2 separate regions of the Homo sapiens genome follow, and region 2 is linked to region 1. Evidence: read pairs that join two places in POLR2A ChIA-PET (ENCODE). Cell type or tissue: PC-9. All regions are shown on one strand.

Evidence for each region. Peaks named below come from ENCODE experiments on the same cell type or tissue, not always from the same donor. Only the 100,000 strongest peaks of a DNase experiment are listed, where the experiment ranks them.
Region 2: POLR2A ChIA-PET joins it to region 1 with 9 read pairs; 3 of 35 experiments call an interaction of 5 or more read pairs at or near these places.

What each region holds. Positions count from the first base shown.
Region 1 is chr10:20,960,856-20,964,855 of GRCh38, forward strand. It overlaps a transcript of NEBL not described here. Among named protein-coding and RNA genes, the nearest start is that of NEBL, 66 kb to the left of the region's middle. In PC-9, no CTCF peak of the experiment used is centred here; no DNase peak of the experiment used is centred here.
Region 2 is chr10:21,082,462-21,086,461 of GRCh38, forward strand. It overlaps a transcript of NEBL not described here. Among named protein-coding and RNA genes, the nearest start is that of NEBL-AS1, 90 kb to the right of the region's middle. RefSeq lists a silencer at 2,101-2,254. In PC-9, no CTCF peak of the experiment used is centred here; a DNase peak (open chromatin) is centred at 1,590; H3K27ac peaks cover 1,554 bases.

The DNA of each region.
Region 1 (4,000 bases):
TTTATAAGTGACGCACAAAATACAGTTCTCGTGAAAAATGGTATGAGTGTTGCCTGTTTGCTCATACTTTTATGTCACTCACACATCTGTTAATTTTCATCCATATTTCTTCTTGGATATCTAACATTGAATTAATTTTTGTGAAGAAAAATACATCCTGACACACTTCATGTAATATTTTGGAAGAAACATAATCACAGGTGTGAATTACCAAAACTTAGAAGAGCTGTTTATCCACCTTTAATAAGTACTGAATTAATACCTCCCTAATACATTTTGAACTTCTCCTAGTCTCCATTTTCTCTTTTGAGGAAACTATATTAATAAACAAGGCACAGCTTCAAGTCCAAAGCAACTACATATATAAATGTTTATTTCAAAAGTAAGATGTAATACCTGATTTCAACAAATATCTAATTCAAAATATGAAATCTTATAGACACCTAGTCGGCAAATAGGAGATCTTAAGACTCCTAACCTTATATGTATATTTTATATGCTTATCCACAGTCAAAACTTAACTTTCAAGTTTCTTATTTTAATTATAAAAGGCCTATTTTGGAAAAATTTGAAAGCTGAGAACCATTCAAAATGGAATAAGGAGATCTTCTATTAGGTAACTAAGCACCGGGTCCTAGATAACTGTGATGGAACCAGAGGGCAGGGTTTACCAGATGAAATTGGCATAGTCTATGCGTGCACTGAGTACTGCTTGCACCCCACAGCAACACAAACACTTCCAAGTCATCCAGCCTCCCTTTCTCATCCAGAAATGCACATCAGAGCCATCATGCTATTGAATAAACAGGCACCTACATTACTGATTTGCTCCTGAGTCCTCTTCAGTCTCTGTAGCTCAGGAGTGTCCGTGACGATGCTGAAGCCCCTCCCTTTGCTTTCTTCAAAATCTCTTTTGTACTTGACCTAACAAGAAGGGGGAAAAGAAAAGTGAACAGAGGGATCACGAATCCCACTCGGGATAGGCTGGGCCAACGAAGCTGCTGGAATTGGAAACAATGGCTAAAAACACAGATCTCAGCCGGAGGTGCAGTTAAGAACCAGAAGGAAACAGCCAGGCTACCTGGTTTGTGTCACAGAAACTCCACTTACCATTTGTGTGACTTTAAGCAAGTTCTTTAACCACTCTGTGCTCAGTGGTGTCATCTGTACAGCGGCAATAACAAACAACAATGGCTATTTAAGAGGTTGTAGGGATGGGATCAGACTACTTGATGCATGAATCTGGCTGACAGAAACAAGTAAGTACTCCATAATAGTTATTATGATTATCACCATTAATACCATTACTACTGTGAAAGGAAAGAAAATGTAGAAAAAGAAAGCTAAATCTTCTTCTCCTCCTGTGCCCGCCTGTCAGTGAAAAAGCCTCATTTTGAGCCTAAACTGCCCTATGGAGGAGGGAGATGAAGAATTGACAGCTAGCCCTGTCCAAGAAGTTTTTATTCAACTTCAGAAGGCCAACATATGGATACAATTACACAATGCTGTATTGCCAAATGGCAAGTACATAAATGCTTATGAAAATATTTATAAAATAGGCCACACCTAGAGATTAAAAAGCTGCTCACACATGCCCTTGGCATACTGTGTGCTGAAGTAGCGAAGATTTTTTTCAGTATTTAAATATACTTCTTTTCTAATTACAACCCAATGGAGCTGAATTTTACTGTTTCCTCGGAGGACTGGAACAGCTAATGCTTCATCTTACAGAACCCCATCTCCTGTTATTAGCATAATGACAATAACTGTCACACCAGTTAAAGATTTGGCTTGTTAATGACTGAGATGGTTACATCACTTTGTTCTTTTTTTAAGCCTAAATATCAAGAAATTTGGAAACATATTTTGATAATCCATAGAATCCCCATTTTACATTCAAAATTACAAGCTTCCAATCAACACTTACATTGATCATTAAAATTAATTAAGTTAATTTAGGGTTGCCTATTCAATATGATTGTTAGTGTAGTGTAGTCTTCTGCAGAAGGTAGAAAAGTTCACTTCGTTGAACATGGAATGGCTGTTTCTGTTGAATCATGTCTGTATTTAAATACCCAATTCTATCAAGCATTATTATCCTCAAGGATACGACAAGATTTTCTTTTACCAGACAAGCTTGAAAGAAAAACACACACACACACACACACACACACACACACACACACACACACGGAAATCTAGATACTCTCATCGCTTTTAGCTTAAGAATACCTAATTCTTCTCTCTGTACTTTCGATTTGTAAAAGCACTAAACCCCTTACTTTATTCCCATAAGTAAAAGGTCAAATAAACTGCAATATTTTTCTTCCACATAAAATGCTGAGAGATTAGCCTTCTCACCCTCCATCTCCCAGCATGGGTAAAGATCCACATGCTGGCACATTCTCAGCGTTTAATGCCTAACTAAGCAGGCAAGCTATTTAGTTTTGCTGGTAGTAAGCACTGGAGCTCAGAGTAGTAAAATAATAAAAGTTAAAAGGATGACAAGGTTGGAATAGCAACAGGCATGAAGACATAGGAAGAAATGCCTGTGAGACAAGTTCTAGCATTCCTAACACCAGTCTCAGAGAAGGCACAATCACATATTATTTTTGTTACTCGTCTGTATTTTTTAATAGCAATTTCCAAAGACAGAGGTGAAAAGAAAAACCAATAAATTCTAGAATCATAGGTATTTTTGGTTTTTTCTTTTTGTTTTGGTAGTGATGGGTTCTCACTATGTTACCTAGGATGGTCTTGAACTCCTGGCCTCAAGTGATCCTCCTACCTTAGCCTCCCAAAGTGCTGGGATTGCAGGTATCAGCCACCACCACACCCAGCCTAGAATCACAGGTTTTGAGCTGACTACTGTTCAACAATCCTTTCCACATTCACAAGACACAAAAGAATCATCTGACTTTGGCTTGCTGGTTGTGTGACTAACTTTGAGAAGTGTACAATCACCTCTAAAAATGGCTTGCAGAGTGTTGCAGGATTCCTATTTCTTTTGAATGGTGTGAAACACAGCCAAGCCTCTTACCCTCTCAGCACCAGTTCAAGCACCAGCCCACCAGTATTTCTTTACTACACATAGGGAAACTCCGAGCCATTCATCAGCTCTCTCTTTTCCACACTCCCACCCACTTTCATCCTATTTACTTAGGTCTAATTTTAAATGTGGTATCAGATGGTTTGTCAGTCATGTGTAGTCTGATTCTAGGAGGCAAGTGGATATAAAAAGAGAACAGAGGACAGAGGGAAATAGCAGGATGTCTCTCTCCAATCTCATGTGGCCCCTTTGCCCTCACATGACCTCATCCAGCCAAAAAGGACACCACATCCACAAGACCCTGTGATAGATCTCGGGAGGGCCACATAATCTAGCAAGCATCCAGAAGCCTCAGCTCTGGGACTCTGGCAGGAATTCTTGGGAAAGGGGTTGTGTCATTTATTTGTGCTGCTATAAAGGAATACCTGACACTGGGTAATTTACAAAGAAAAGAGGTTTATTTGGCTTATGGTTCTGTAAGCTGTACAGGAAGCATGGTGCCAGCATCTGCTTCTGGTCAGAGCCTCAAGAAGCTTCCAATCATGATGGAAGGTGAAGGGGAGCCAGCGTGTCACATGGCAAGACAGGGAGCAAGGGCAGGGGAATGTGCCAGGCTCTTTAAACCAGCTCTCACGTGAACTCATTGTTGTGGGGAGGGCAAAAAGCCATTCATGAGGGATCCGCCCCCATGATCCAAACACCTCCCATTAGTGCATACCTTCAATGCTCAGGATCACATTTCAACATGAGATTTGAGGGGGACAAACATCCAAACCATATCAGGGGTGCTCTTTTGCTATGGTCTGGCTAGTTTAACTGGCTGTAAAAGTGGAGTTGCTGACTACCATGTGGCCACTGTCCAATAATGAAGTCAACACAGAGGCAAGCAAAAGAGTGATTGAGAGAGAGTCCTGACATCACCATCTGAGCACCTGAATTTAACTCTTCCAA
Region 2 (4,000 bases), 120 kb after region 1:
ATTTCAGGAATAAAAATGTTCTTTGTAGTGTACTGAAAATTTTTTGTAAGTTTGAAGTGTTCCCCACCACCACTAAAAAAAAAAAAAAAAAAAAAAAAAAAAAATTAAGACTGTGTAGAGAGAGTGGAATAAATGGTCCAACTCAGCAATGGGCTATTTCCTCACCTAATTCCGATGCCCATTTTGATCCTATACCAGTGAACTATCACAAGGATGGAAAAAGTACTGTACTTATCACAAAGGACTTGAAAATACATTTATTTAAGAAGGGAAAATTATGGGATATGCAGGAGGGATGCATTTTTTTTTTTTTTTTTTTGAGACAGAGTCTCACTCTGTCACCAAGGCTAGAATGCAGTGGCATATTCTCGGCTCACTGCAACCTCCAGCTCTCAGGTTCAAGCAATTCTCTTGCCTCAGCCTCCCAAATAGCTGGGATTACAGGCGCCTGCCACCACACCTGGCTAATTTTTGAATTTTTTTAGAGACGGGGTTTCACCCTGTTGGCCAGGCTGGTCTCGAACTCCTGACCTCAGTTGATCCACCCAACTCAGCCTTCCAAAGTGCTGGGATTACAGGCGTAAGCCAGCGCACTTGACCTGAATGCACCCTTTCTTTGGTGACTGTTTCATTAAGCAGGAGCGCAGTGCTGAGGAGAAACATTTACACTTACCAGATGCCATCAGAGCCCCTTTGGTATAAAAGCCTTAAAGATTCTTTAGAGAATAGAAACACAAATAAGTTAGGAAGGCCTATCAGGGAAAATGCTGGACAGCATAGCATGACCCCAGGGTAAGCAATAGTCGATTTAAATTGATTTCACAAATGGACTTTCAAAATGAAACTGTGTAGTTGTTGTATTTGACTATCCAGGAAGTTTTTGTCCCTTCTTCTGGGCACTCATCATGTCCCTCCACCCCAGTAGCAGCACCCCACCTCCTTGTAGCAATGATCTGTTCAAGGGGTACACTGAGAACCAAAAGAGCCCGTCTGAGTTCTTTCTGAAATATTTTTGCAATGCTTGAAGAAGGAAACTCTCTCTTTGCACTGCAGTCACTTAGCTAAGATCATCAGCCACTATATACCGCTCCTCTCAGAGAAGTCCTCGGTGGAAGAGAGAGAATAACGCCAGTGTGCAAAGAGGAGGCCAAGGCAGGAGGATCACTTGAGCTCAGGAGTTCGAGAACAGCCTGGGCAACATGGCAAAATCCCGTCTCTACTAAAAATACAAAAATTAGCCAGGCGTGGTTGCGTGCAGCTGTAGTCCCAGCTACTTAGGAGGCTGAGGCAAGAGGATGACTTGAGCCCAGGAGGTGGAGGTTGCAGTGAGCCATGATTGTGCCACTGCACTGCAGCCTAGGTGACAAATGTGCAAATGTGCAAAGGCAAGTTGGGAAGGAAGAAGCTACACTCTTACAGGTCTGCCTATGACTGGAACAGATACTCTGGCATCCTTCCAGAGGCAGCGTACCTTTTCTTACTGAAGAGCCTATGGCCTGGGCTTCTCTCATTTGTCCCCAGAGAGTCCTGACTAATACAATTGTCATCTTGGGAAAAAAACCCTAGTATAAATAACCTGAATTTCCAGCACAGTTCCCAAGTATTTGGGTAGCACAAGCTGGTTTTTCAGGCCCTAATCACCTGCTGGATAAACCAGCCACTGTGGTCCCAGATTGGGTATTAAATTCTGCAGTCCAGAGAGATGGGAGTGGCTTTGAGACTTTCTCAAATTTCTCTGCACCCTTCATTTAACCGCAAGTGGTCACAGTGTGTGGTTTATGCGTTGAGTGTTGAATGCAGCTATACATACATTGTTGCCTCATTCACAGATTGCTTTATGTCTGTATGGCTTGCCTCCTCAGTTACACTGTAACAGTTTTATGGGCAAGAGTCTATAGTTTGTTTCTCTCTCGCTGCAATCACTGAGTAGATACTCAATAAACAAGATTGAATGGGTAGAGCAAATATAAAAGGCCAATGTTAAAACTAAGTCTCAGCCTGTAATCCTAGCTACTGGGGAGGCTGAGGCATGGGAATCACTTGAACCCAGGAAGGATCCCAGGAGGCAGAGGTTGCAGTGAGCCGAGATCGTGCCACTGCACTGCAGCCTGGGTGACGGAGCAAGACTCTGTCCCAAAAAAAAAATAAAAAAATAAAAATAAAAAACAGCAACAATGAAGTCTCTTGAGGGAAATAAAACTAAAGAGAGTAGAAGAGTTCAACCAGAAATTAGAAATTCACAGAATTCAGGATGGACGTCTAAGAAATACTGAATGAATGAAATAACCTTGCCTTCTCCCTCCTGCTCCATTGCCAGCAACATTCAAGCCAAAGCACAGGGGCATACGCACTAGCACAGAGAGAACCCGGTTGCTGCCAAGACTCAACATGACTTTACCACCTGGTCTGGTCATGGTTCTTGGTCAACTCATTAGGAAGCTTGGTGGGGAGTTTACGCATGGCTAGCCCTGTTGCACATGAATGCTTTTTAGAAAAGAGACCAGTGGGTTAGTGCGGAAAAATGTGAAAGGGTTATGCCAATCTGATTTCCTCTAGCCTATGGTAGTGTCACTGGGCTTGTCACATTCACTGTGCCTGAATAGCTTCTTCCCAGCCACCAACCAATACCACTTGGAAGACAAACCTACCAGCGATTTTGAAAGAATTGCCTTCTAAACTCGCTTGATTTTCATGTGAGGACCCATTATATTTCTCACGCTCCATCACATGCTAATCTTGAAACATTTATATTTCTTCCAAAAGTAGAATGCCCTTCTGAGATTTTACTAAGTCATAGCTACTTTCTTCTCATTGTTTTAGAGATGTGGAATTTTTCCAATTGTGCATTTTCAGTTAATTTGTTTTAAAACAGCACGTAGGCCAAGTATGGTGGCTCGTGCCTGGAATCCCAGAAGTTTGGGAAGCCGAGGCGGAAGGACTGCTTGAAGCCAGGAGTTCGAGACCAGTCTGGGCAACAAAATGAGAACCTGTCTCTACAAACAACAAACAAACAAAAAAACTTAATTAGCCAAGCATAGTGGTGCACACCGATGGTCCCAGCTACTTGGGAGACTGAGGCTGGAGGATCATTTGAGCCCAAGAGTTAGAGGCTGCAGTGAACTATGATCATGCCACTGTACTCCAGCCTCAGCGACGGAGTAAGACCTTGTCTCTAAAAATTAAAATTAAAATTAGAAATAAAACAACATATATACAAAAGCTCATTTAATTAATACATTAAAGCAATTTTCTACATAAATATTAAGAAGTGTATATGTGTTAAAGTAAAGTTTTGTTCTAATATAAATGCACAACTATGAAAATATATATAAATGTAGGACCTCATGGCAACAGGACAAAAGAGGCAAAAATATGCACTTCTCATTTACATCTCACTCGGCAGGGCAGGCAAGTCTCTCAGATATCATGAATAAACATTTAAAAATGTTTAGATATACAGGAGGAGCTTTTATGGAAATCTGCATTTTTTTCATTTGGGATTTTCTTAAAATGGGCTGTATCTGTACTTTTCCTTGTCTTCACAGTACTTCTTTGATAAGATGTACTTTGAAAAAAAAATCCATAAATATGTGTGTTTTCAACCAGGAGAATCTGGCGTTGTATTGGTGTACTAATGTAGAAAACAAGCAAAAGAGACTAGGCAATGCAGTTTGTTGCCCATTTTCACAATTTCCATAGGAATTAAAGAGTTCGACTCCGTGTTGTTATCATTTAGGCCCACATGAAATAGAGCCCTTTTCTAGAAGTGTTTAGAAATATCCCAGAAAAATATTAGCTTATCCAAAACTGCACGATTTGTGTAAGGAGAAATCAATGACATAACAGATTTCTCATTTTTCTGTCAATTGTGCTAAGACCCTATAACTCAAACAAGGTGATGCTATTTCCAGATGGCTATAGCTGCTCCCTATAGGTTTCCTCTCAAACATAAAAGTTATTCTTTAAAAACACTGCAGCCAATGAATGATATAGAGAATTT